Linked DNA regions of Homo sapiens: region 2 is linked to region 1. A link is a loop called in an ENCODE intact Hi-C map of the cell type or tissue named here. Cell type or tissue: B cell. All regions are shown on one strand. Links, peaks and the distances in the headings refer to the core of each region. The heading gives the core; the rest is flanking DNA.

Region 1 (5,364 bases), core at 258-5,257:
GGAGGTGGATGCCTGACTGACGTGGCTGTCTCCCTCCCTCCGCTAGCCGTTGTAGCTCTCTTTCAGGAACGTAGCTGGGCAGCTTTGGTTTAACAGGAAATGGCTGCGCAGGCTGCCAGCAGCCCCTTAGTATATTTTCAATTTAGGACTTAGGGCAGTAGCCAACCCCAAAGACCTTAGGACCATCCCAGAGAGGGGTCTACCTAAGTGCTTTTCTGGACCACAAAGGTGTCAGTACTTCTTGGGGAGCAGACTTCTGACCACATTTTAGCGCCGTGGCCTCTGAAGATGAGATCTTGCTGAGCAACGCCCAGGTGCTCTGCCCTGTTCCTCGTCCTGCCCTTGGCATAGCCCCACTGGGCAGCCATCCAAGCCAGTCTGTGGTTGAAGGCTTGGCCCCTAGAAGATAGACTGCAGAGAAGGGGAGGAAAGCCCGGGTTCTCAATCTCACCTCACAGTTAGTAATGAGATAGCGACCTGCCCCCTATTCTGCCACACAGTGTTCAGTTGGAGTGGAGGAGGCAGCAGACCTCCTGGTGGAGCTGTGCAGTCTGGGGTAAATGGGAAAAGCACAGGCTTCGGTGTGAGGACATGCTTGGATTTGAAGCCCAGCTTCCACGTTCATGGGCAAAGAAACTTTCTGATCCATAGTTTCCTCATGTAGAAAATGGGGGTAATACTATTTACTGTGTCACGTAGTAGGTGCAGAGATTAGAAATCGTATTTGTAAAACCCCAAGTAGGTGCTCAGCAAGTGGTAGCTGATATTATTATCACCACATACCTCTTGGGAGATCCTGGATCCTGTTTCAAGGAGGATACCAACACCTCCCACCCTGAGGACAGTCTGAGGGGAGCTTTGCGCCCGTGCCAGCCCTCTGCGCCGGAGGAGGATGCATGGAAGGGTAGAGACCTAATGGGCTGAGTGGGGACCCCTGGGGCACTGTGTCTTACAAGCACTGCCCTGGGCAGAGGGTACGGGCGGGCAGCCCAGGCCAGCAGCAGGGCCTTCGGGTTGGGTTTGACCATTCAAACTAACGCCTTCATTTCTCTCCCATGCTTTCTCCTCCGGCCAGGAGCGGAAGGTACATGCCCTTTCTGCTATCTTCGCTTCTTAGCGCTTTTGAGTTGTGTGCGTGTGGATTCTTCTGTCCTCTCTTTGGGAAATAGACTTTCTTTGTGTGGGTGGGGCTGTAGCTGGGAGAGTGTGCTGTGTGGGGCAGGGGTGGAGCCTGTGGGCCTTACCCCGGCCTCCCTCCCTCTCTTGCAGGTTTTCATAGAGCTGAATCACATTAAAAAGTGCAATACAGTTCGAGGCGTCTTTGTCCTGGAGGAATTTGGTAATTACACTATTTTGCTCTTAGGTCTGGACTCACATGGCAGTAACTCAAACCTCGGAGCTCCAGAGGAGGGTCTAGGGGCAGGGAGAAGAAGAACCTCTGTAGAGAAGTCAGGAGGAGCAGGAGTGACAAGGAAGAAAAGGGACCCCTGAGATGAGAGCCGGGATGTGGAAGGGAAAGATAGATAATGGATCGCAGAAGAGCAAATGGGGCCTCAGGTGGGTTTCGAGTTTAGAGGTGGTCCTGAAGCAGCTCAGTGAAGTAGCACCACCTCCCCGTGCTGGGCCAGCCAGTGGTCAGAAAGTTTGGGACACAGCAGACTGGCGACCCCCAAGCTCCACTATGTCCATGTCACCTGCTGCAATCTCTCTAGCAGCCCAGTGCGCTAGCCAGCCTCCCTGGCGCCGCTCTGGTCTCCACCTGGCCTCTGTGCCAGACAAAGGGGCACCGGGCGTCGCAGGCAGACTCACTTGAGGGACAGAGGAGTCTAGCGGGACAGCTGTAGCCGGAAGCTGGGAGCCAGCGCTAGGGAGTGGTGTAGTGGGTTCTCACCCTGGGGCTTTGAGTTCCTGCTGTGTTTGTGCTTCATTCTTTTGTGCCCCTCATCGCTGCTATGAAAACCTTCGTTCTCCAGCAGGTAAAGTGACCTCGGCTCGTGCTGCCTCTCCCCAGGTCTCTGCCTTGGGCCCTGCCCTGGGTGGGTAGCTCCCATCGAACCAGCTCCTCACACTGCCAGCTCGTCTCTTCCTTTCTCCCCTACCCTCTTTCTTCCTACCTTGCCTCCCCCTTCTCACCGGCTCACTGGACTTTCCTCCCCGTGTGTTCCCTTCTCTCTTCTGTCAGAGAGATACTTGGGGGAATCTTCCAACTCGGGAGAATGGCCTGGGGCTTCTTGCTCTACCTTTGATGAGTTTATTCCCTGCTGACCCTGGGTTCCCCCAAATTCTACCTCCCAGGGTCAGAAGAAGGTACGGCCAATTCTCCTCCTGCCTTTTCTGGCCCCCAGGGAGATGCCAGGCCCCTCTGCTCCCAGTCTCAAGGGGCCATGATGGTGGCTGAGCCTGGGGGGCCTACTCCTTCCTCTGGCCAAGCAGAACCCCTGCATGGCTGGAGCGGGGGGACTCTCACTCTTGCCTTCTGGGCTGTGGACATGTGTGTATTTTGCCTGATGCTCCCTGTCACCTCCCTCCCTGGGTGCTGTACTCGCCTGTCTTCTGCTGGGTGTGTTGCTCCAGAGCCCTCAGACGCTCTCCCTCACACAGGCAGGTCTGGGCTTCTCCTGCCACTCAGGGAAGGACACTGCCACATCCTGTGGGTTTATATCATGTTACCTCTTCATCCAGCCTCAAGACCCTCTGTGTAGGGGGCTGGGAATAACGGGAACTGTGTTTAACATGACCCAATTTTCAGGCTGGTGACGAGTTCACGGGTGTCTCAGCAAAGTTGGACACAAGCTAGAGAGAGCTCTCTCCTCCCAGCCAAAACCTGGGAATTCCCCACTGCAGCTCCTCAGGGGCCCTGGACAGTAGCTGTGACCAGGCTGGTGAAAGGCCCGTCCCTCCCATCCAGGGCTTTCAAAGAAGTGGGTAGAATCACGGCCATCAAGTAAACGCCACTGCGGATGACAGAGGCCTAGCTGAGGAGGCTAGGGCCATGTCCTCCCAGCTGGCAGAGTCTGGACAGAGCCTCTGGTGGCCTCTGCCCTGTCATAGCCTAAGCTGCTGCAGCCACTGTGAGAGGCCACAGAGGGGAAGGGGACCCTGACGCCGGGCGCTGCCGCCTGGGGGAGCATGGCACGATTGCTCTTAGTGTTGAACTTTCTGTTTTGTCTCTTGCCCGTCCGGTTTTAGTTCCTGAAATTAAAGAAGTGGTGAGCCACAAGTACAAGACACCAATGGTGAGTGTGCCGCTCAACCCTGATGGGCCACGGTGCGCAGGGCTCCCTGGGGGACCTTCGGACAGGAGGAGGGGAGGGCCCTCTGAGCGCACAGGGGTGAGTGGGGACCTCGTTTTGTTGCCAAAGGTTCAACTCAGGCTGAAACAGGTCTTGAGCCCTGAGAGACAGACACACACACACGGATCCCCTCTCCCATGGGGACAGCTTCCTTGCTTGGAGCTCACGTTTAGCCCAGAGGCCCATGCCCAGTGTTAGGGCAGGAGTTGCCCATTGGCAGATCCTTCACATATGGAGATGGAGGAGTCTCAGTATCGTGATCCGCCTGGTTTTCTCTCCTCTAGGCCCACGAAATCTGCTACTCCGTATTATGTCTCTTCTCGTACGTGGCTGCAGTTCATAGCAGTGAGGAAGATCTCAGAACCCCGCCCCGGCCTGTCTCTAGCTGATGGAGAGGGGCTACGCAGCTGCCCCAGCCCAGGGCACGCCCCTGGCCCCTTGCTGTTCCCAAGTGCACGATGCTGCTGTGACTGAGGAGTGGATGATGCTCGTGTGTCCTCTGCAAGCCCCCTGCTGTGGCTTGGTTGGTTACCGGTTATGTGTCCCTCTGAGTGTGTCTTGAGCGTGTCCACCTTCTCCCTCTCCACTCCCAGAAGACCAAACTGCCTTCCCCTCAGGGCTCAAGAATGTGTACAGTCTGTGGGGCCGGTGTGAACCCACTATTTTGTGTCCTTGAGACATTTGTGTTGTGGTTCCTTGTCCTTGTCCCTGGCGTTATAACTGTCCACTGCAAGAGTCTGGCTCTCCCTTCTCTGTGACCCGGCATGACTGGGCGCCTGGAGCAGTTTCACTCTGTGAGGAGTGAGGGAACCCTGGGGCTCACCCTCTCAGAGGAAGGGCACAGAGAGGAAGGGAAGAATTGGGGGGCAGCCGGAGTGAGTGGCAGCCTCCCTGCTTCCTTCTGCATTCCCAAGCCGGCAGCTACTGCCCAGGGCCCGCAGTGTTGGCTGCTGCCTGCCACAGCCTCTGTGACTGCAGTGGAGCGGCGAATTCCCTGTGGCCTGCCATGCCTTCGGCATCAGAGGATGGAGTGGTCGAGGCTAGTGGAGTCCCAGGGACCGCTGGCTGCTCTGCCTGAGCATCAGGGAGGGGGCAGGAAAGACCAAGCTGGGTTTGCACATCTGTCTGCAGGCTGTCTCTCCAGGCACGGGGTGTCAGGAGGGAGAGACAGCCTGGGTATGGGCAAGAAATGACTGTAAATATTTCAGCCCCACATTATTTATAGAAAATGTACAGTTGTGTGAATGTGAAATAAATGTCCTCAACTCCCTTCAGGCTCCCTGGCTGCCTTGTGTTAAATGACACCTCCTCTTGGCTCAGGCCTGAGGAAAGCTATCCCTGGACTCTAAAAAGTCACCTCAGGCTGGAAGGAAGGAAGGAGATGAGGTCATCCATGTCCAAGCTTTGGCACACGGAGGCCCCAGCTCCCCTGTTCTGGGCTCCTAGAGCAAGGCTGCGGGAGGAGCTTTCCTTCCTGGGCACCTGAGGGCCCTGCAGAGAGCTGGGCTGCCATGAATGAACAGGCTGCTAGAGGGAGCAGCCAGACTGGGCGTCCTCACCTGAACTGAGATTAAGTGAAAGAAAGCCAAGGCCCTGGCCCTCTCCGTTCCCTTACAGGTGGGTATGGTCGAGAGAGGTGTGGTGATTCAGCCAGGGCCTCCCACAGGGCCCCGGACTCCTGGCCAGGAGTGTCTTCCACTGCATAGAACTCCCAGAAGCTCCCCTAGGAGCTGCCTTCATGGAATTCTGTCCTGGAAAAACCTGGCTGCACTCTCAGGGAATTTGAGACCTGCTGGCTTCCCGCGCCCAAAAGGAAACAGATGCTCGGATTTAGGCTCCCCATGGGGGAAGTGAGAGCAGAGTGGGGCCCTGGCCCTGACACCTTTCTGGTGCCCAGCGTCCTGGACTGGATTGGGTTGCTGTCTCCCACCGGGGATATGGGTCTGAACCCGCTGCTGGCTTATTGCTGGCTGGGACTCCAAAGCCACCTAGTGCAGCTCCACCCCAGCACAATCACAACACTGAGATTCTGCCTCACCCCACCTCCAGGCGGTTGTGACCACGGCCCCTG
Region 2 (5,364 bases), core at 314-5,313, 46 kb after region 1:
AGCTACTCGGGAGGCTGAGGCAGGAGAATCGCTTGAACCCGGGAGGTGGAGGTTGCAGTGAGCTGACATCACACCACTGCAATCCAGCCTGGGCGACAGAGCGAGAGTCCATCTCAAAAAAAAAAAAAAAAAAAAAAAAAGGCAAGGCGTGATGGCTCATGCCTATAATCCCAGCACTTTGGGAAGCCAAGGTAGGAGGATCACCTGAGGTCAGGAGTTTGAGACCAGCCTGGCCAACATGGTGAAACCCCATCTCTACTAAAAAATACAACATTAGCTGGGCATGGTGGTGCACACCTGTAATCCCAGCTACTTAGGAGGCTGAGGTAGGAGAATCGCTTGAACCTGGGAGCCAGAGGTTGCAGTGAGCCAAGATCACACCACTGCACTCCAGCCTGGGCAACAAGAGTGAAACTCCGTCTTAAAAAAAAAAAAAAAGATTGTAAATGTATTTAAATTTTCAGCACACACACATACACAGAAGGTTATTCAGATCATGGTCATGTCATTTCCCTGCTCAGAACTCCCCAGTGGCTTCCCATGGTGTGTATGATAAAATCCAAATGCCTGCCATGGCCTTCGCCCTGCGTGAGCAGCTGACCCCTTTGGCTTCCCTTTCTGTCCCCTGCCCTGTGCTCACTGGCCTCTCTGGTCCTCTGTCAGGGTCCTTTCTGCTTTTGCATTTTCTGTTCCCTTTACCTTGAATACCTCTCCCCTACCTATGGTCACATGTGAATTACGAGTTCCTTCTCTTAGCTCAGCTGCCACCTCAAAGGCCTTCCCTGACCACTCAAATGAAAGCAGCCCCCCATGTAGACACTCCGCATTACATCTGCAGAAAATGGTCTCTTTGTCTGATTCTTTTTTTTTTTTTTTTGCTGGAGTCTCGCTTTGTCTGTCACCAGGTTGGAGTTCAGTGGCGCGATCTCAGCTCACTGCAACCTCCGCCTCCGGAGTTCAAGCGATTCTCCTGCCTCAGCCTCCCAAGTAGCTAGGAGTACAAGTGGGCACCACCACCTGTATTTCTAGTAGAGATGGGGTTTCACCATGTTGGCCAGGATAGCCTCTATCTCTTGACCTCGTGATCCACCCACCTCAGCCACCCAAAATGCTGAAATTACAGGCATGAGCCACCACGCCCCAGCCTATTTAATTCCTTATGTCCCCATCCCCTCGCTGGAGAGTGAGCTCTGTGAGAGCAGTGGCCTTGTCTGGTGCTCATCATGGACTCCCCAGAGCCTACAAGAGTGTCTGATACTCAGAAACTATTTAATGGATGGAATAGGGAGGAAAAGTGGATCAGATGGGAAGCGGCTGGCAGGATGGACGAGTAGGTGGGTGGATGGGAGGGTGAGTGCATGGATGTGGGGGTGGGTGGCAGATTGACTGTCCCCTGGGTCAGTGGAAAATAACCCAGTTGGTCTCTCACAGAGCCCTCTGTGCTTTTCCCACTCCCCAGCCGCTTTGTCCCTCCTGCCTTGAGGAATGCAGTGAAGCTAGCACGGGCCTCGTCCTCTGCACGTTACCTTACCTCAGAGATTATATGCCTTACCTCGCTGAATCATCACAGCCCTAGGAGGTAAGTATTTTCATGCTGTCAGTTTTATAAATGGGGAAATAGGGACTCAGAAAGGTTATGTTACTTGCCCCAAGTTTTCACAGCTGGTAAGTGATGGAGCCAGGGCTGGGCCAAAGCTTTTTCACTAAGCTTCAGTACCTAAAAATGTGGACAAAGAGGACGTGCAGGAATTGACAGAAGTGTGTGGGGGTCTCTATGGTTGAGTCTTCAGACGATACCTTCCAGCGGGTATAAAAAGGGACAGCCCGGCCGGGCGCAGTGGCTCACGCCTGTAATCCCAGCACTTTGGGAGGCTGAGGCAGGCGGATCACCAGGTCAGGAGTTCGAGACCAGCCTGGCCAACATAGTGAAACCCTGTCTCTACTAAAAATACAAAAAATTAGCTGAGCGTGGTGGCAGGCGCCTGTAATCCTAGCTACTTGGGAGGCTGAGGCAGGAGAATCGCTTGAATCCGGGAGGCGGAGGTTGCAGTGAGCCAAGATTGTGCCACTGCACACCAGCCCGGGCGACAGTACGAGACTCCGTATCAAAAAAAAGGGACAGACTGGGCGCGGTGGTTCACACCTGTAATCCCAGCACTTTGGGAGGCCGAGGCAAGTGGATCACTTGAGGTCAGGAGTTTGAGAGCAGCCTGGCCAACATGGTAAAACCTCATCTCTACTAAAAATACAAAAATTAGCCAGGCATGGTAGTGCACGATTGTAATCCTAGCTACTTGGGATGTTGAGGCAAGAGAATCGCTTGGACCCAGGAGGCGGAGGTTGCAGTGAGCCAAGATTGGGCCACTGCGCTCTAGCCTGGGCAACAGAGCAAGACTGTCCTAAAAAAAAAAAAAAAAGAAAAGGACAGCCCAAATGCCCTGATTGGCAGTGATTAAGAGTGGGACAGAGCCAAGGCCGAGGACACCTGGGAACACTGGTGGAGTCTCTGGAGGAACTAGGGGTTCATGACCAACATGGGGTGCCCAGGCATCCAATCAGGAGTCATTCCTAGAGTCCCACCTGAGATATAAGGAACCTGCTTGGACCCTGAGCCACGAAAACACATGCTTTCTCTAAAGTGCTCACTCCATCAGGCCCAGCCCCAGGCTCACTGGTTTCCAGCTATGTGGGCAGCGCCCTCATATTACAGGAAGGAAAACTGAGGCTGCAAAAGGCCCAAAGGAAACGCACCCAAGCCCAGTGAACTGAAGAGGGATTGGGCCAGGGAGAATGCGTCCTTGTTGGAGGAGGCCTGACAGCACTGTCTGTGGTGACCCGAGCCACCAGGGGGCGCCTGTCCCAGGGCCCAGCGGGACCTCCTGGAGTCCTGGAACCGCTTGGGAAGGTGGGTGCGTGGTCTCTGGGTCCCCCAGACCGGGCTCTTCACTCTGGTAGGGAGAGCTGGGGATGGAGTTGGGGGAGGGGGACTTTCTCTCTACATTGCCTGGGTTTCCCACCAAGAGGATGTGTTTTTTACATAATTACAAATAAGCTTGAAGGAATTAAAAAGGATATTTTAAAGGCTTTCTAGCCCTGAAAGATTCTAAAAGATGCCTGTGCGTTCCCAGCTGTGGCCTGGAGGCATATCCGCCTACCCCTGGGATATGGCTTCCAGTCTGAGTTCCGGATGAATCTGGGGCCCTAAATGTGGACCAGGCACATGTGGATCCCTAGCTGGGCCCATCAGGTTTAGACCGCCACAGGTGCATCTGCAGAATGGAGCTACAGGCATGACTGGCCGCAGGGGTGGCCTTCAGGAGTGACACCTTCCTAGGCTGTGGGCCTCTGCCCTCTGAGGTGCAGACACCCCAGTCGCTGGTCTGCCCGGGTCCCAGACGCCCTGAGGAATTCCCCAGTGACGACTCACCCACTGACTAGGCCACCTCGCTTTGGGTCAGGGATGTCTACATCAATAAGCCAAGATCCACTTTGGGCAACCTCCCGCAGCCCCCTGCTCAGGTCCCAGGCACCTAATGCCTCTCTCCCATCCCCTGAATTTGCTCCAGGACGGAGGCTGGGCTATGGGGCAGACAGTCAGACCCAGAAGGACTGGACAGACAGAAGGACACCCTGGCCCAGGCCTCTTCCTCCCACTTCAGCAAACTGGGGGCCTCGGCCTCTGCTGAACAAGAGGTTCTCATAGGTTTTCCTTCGGCCCAGCAGTTCCCAATTAGGGGTGATTTTGCCTCCCGGGGGGATCTGCCAATGGGTGGAGACATTTTTGGTTGTCATGATTGGCCATGGCCCTGGCATGTGGTAGGTAGAAGCAAGGATGCCACTAAGCTTCCTACGGTACCCGGGACAGCCCACCCAGGAATCATCCCACCCAAAATGTCAGCAGTGCCACAGTTAGGAAACCCTGCCAACCACACATGGCAGGAAGTGCGGATGTGCCGGCGGGGAGTTTGGGACAGAGAGTGACGAGAACAGAGAGGAGGAGGTGGGTAGTTAGGCAGGGGCAGAAAAAAAAGCACAGGACCTGGAGCGGACAGACCTGGGTTCCACCCAGCAGCCGTGTGACCTTGTGCAAGTCTCCTAGCACCCTAAGCCTGTTTCCTTGTTTATAAAGAAGACCACAAGGACAGAACCAGCAGATAACCATGGAAGAAATGAACCCCGCACCTTGACACACTGCAGAGGCTCCATAATGGAGGCTCAGGTGTGGGGGTGCAGCGATGATGCTGCAGTTCACTGCCTTTGAGAGCAAACTTGATCTGATTCTCAGAATTCCAAAGAAGTCCTGGGAATCATTTATTCTTTTTCTCTCTCCAGACCCCAGGAGCCCAGGCTGGGCTGGGGGATGGGGGCGTGGCAGGCCCCGTACTCACCGCTATGGCTCTCCCCATCACTGCTGAGATAGGGGTAATACTCGTGCGTTTGGCGTTGGTATAGATCCGTGTCATAGGGCACCAGGTCTTCTGATGGCTGCTGAGAGAGGAGGTGTCAGGGCCTGCACCATGGTGGGAGACCCCAGCCAGGCCTGCAGCACCCCCGCACGCTGGGTCCCCATCACCTTCCCTGGCTCAGTGGCTGCGTTGGACCTACAGCCCTCCCTCTGCCTGGAACTGGGACAGAGAGTGGGGCAGGGGACCCAGAAGGCCTGAAAAGGGGTGACAGGGACCTTGGGGGTGAGAGGTCAGAAGAGGACCAGGGTCCCCCTCTGCTGGGCTACTCCCCATAGCCACCTCACGCTCACACTCACACTCACGCCTGTGTGCCCCCATCCTCATCCCACACACCTCTCCTGGTCACACTGATGCACATGTCCACACGATCCCTGTGTCACCCTCACACTCATAATCCCACACGAGGACTCACTCTCACAGCCCCTACCCACCCCCATGCAGGCGCCTGCACACTATCCCTCACACACACATCTTCATACCCACTCAGAGGTCACCCACCTCACAGAGACATTGTACACTCAGCTCATGCACACACGCAGAGTCTCCTTGATTGACACTCACATGACACCACGTTCCAGCCATCAACACACACACTCACACCCCCAGAGCCACTCACATTCCACCTGCACACTCAACCGCACAGCACACACTTGCCTGCCCAGCCCCACTCTCACAGCCTATGCCTCTCACACAGCCTGGGCAAGAGTGGCACCACAATGACCCTCCACACTGACGGTTGGTGCAGGGGTCACCCAGGCAGACTTAGGGGCCGAGCGCATGGAGGGCCTTGATCCCCTCACTCTCCCTCCTGAGTCCTCCCTATCCTCCTCCTTCCCTCCTCACTGCATCCCCCTCCCCGTCTCCTTTGCTTCCTCCTCCCCCTCCTCACTCCCCTCTG

Evidence for each region. A loop is a pair of places that touch in the nucleus more often than their neighbours do. Peaks named below come from ENCODE experiments on the same cell type or tissue, not always from the same donor. Only the 100,000 strongest peaks of a DNase experiment are listed, where the experiment ranks them.
Region 2: it touches region 1 in a loop (1.9-fold over the local background); 2 of 110 quality-filtered maps call a loop at or near these places.

Annotation. Positions count from the first base shown.
Region 1 is chr11:47,325,469-47,330,832 of GRCh38, forward strand. MADD (MAP kinase activating death domain) reads left to right here. Exons shown (of 37, transcript NM_001376571.1): 34 at 1,076-1,084; 35 at 1,270-1,339; 36 at 3,190-3,236; 37 at 3,578-4,563. The coding sequence ends at 3,682. Among named protein-coding and RNA genes, the nearest start is that of MYBPC3, 25 kb to the right of the region's middle. In B cell, for the core only: no CTCF peak of the experiment used is centred there; a DNase peak (open chromatin) is centred at 3,173; H3K27ac peaks cover 679 bases.
Region 2 is chr11:47,371,245-47,376,608 of GRCh38, forward strand. SPI1 (Spi-1 proto-oncogene) reads right to left here. Exons shown (of 5, transcript NM_003120.3): 2 at 4,389-4,485. Among named protein-coding and RNA genes, the nearest start is that of SPI1, 4.6 kb to the right of the region's middle. RefSeq lists an enhancer at 2,922-3,423. In B cell, for the core only: CTCF peaks have their summits at 2,849 (motif pointing right) and 3,051; a DNase peak (open chromatin) is centred at 2,847; H3K4me3 peaks cover 747 bases; H3K27ac peaks cover 2,750 bases.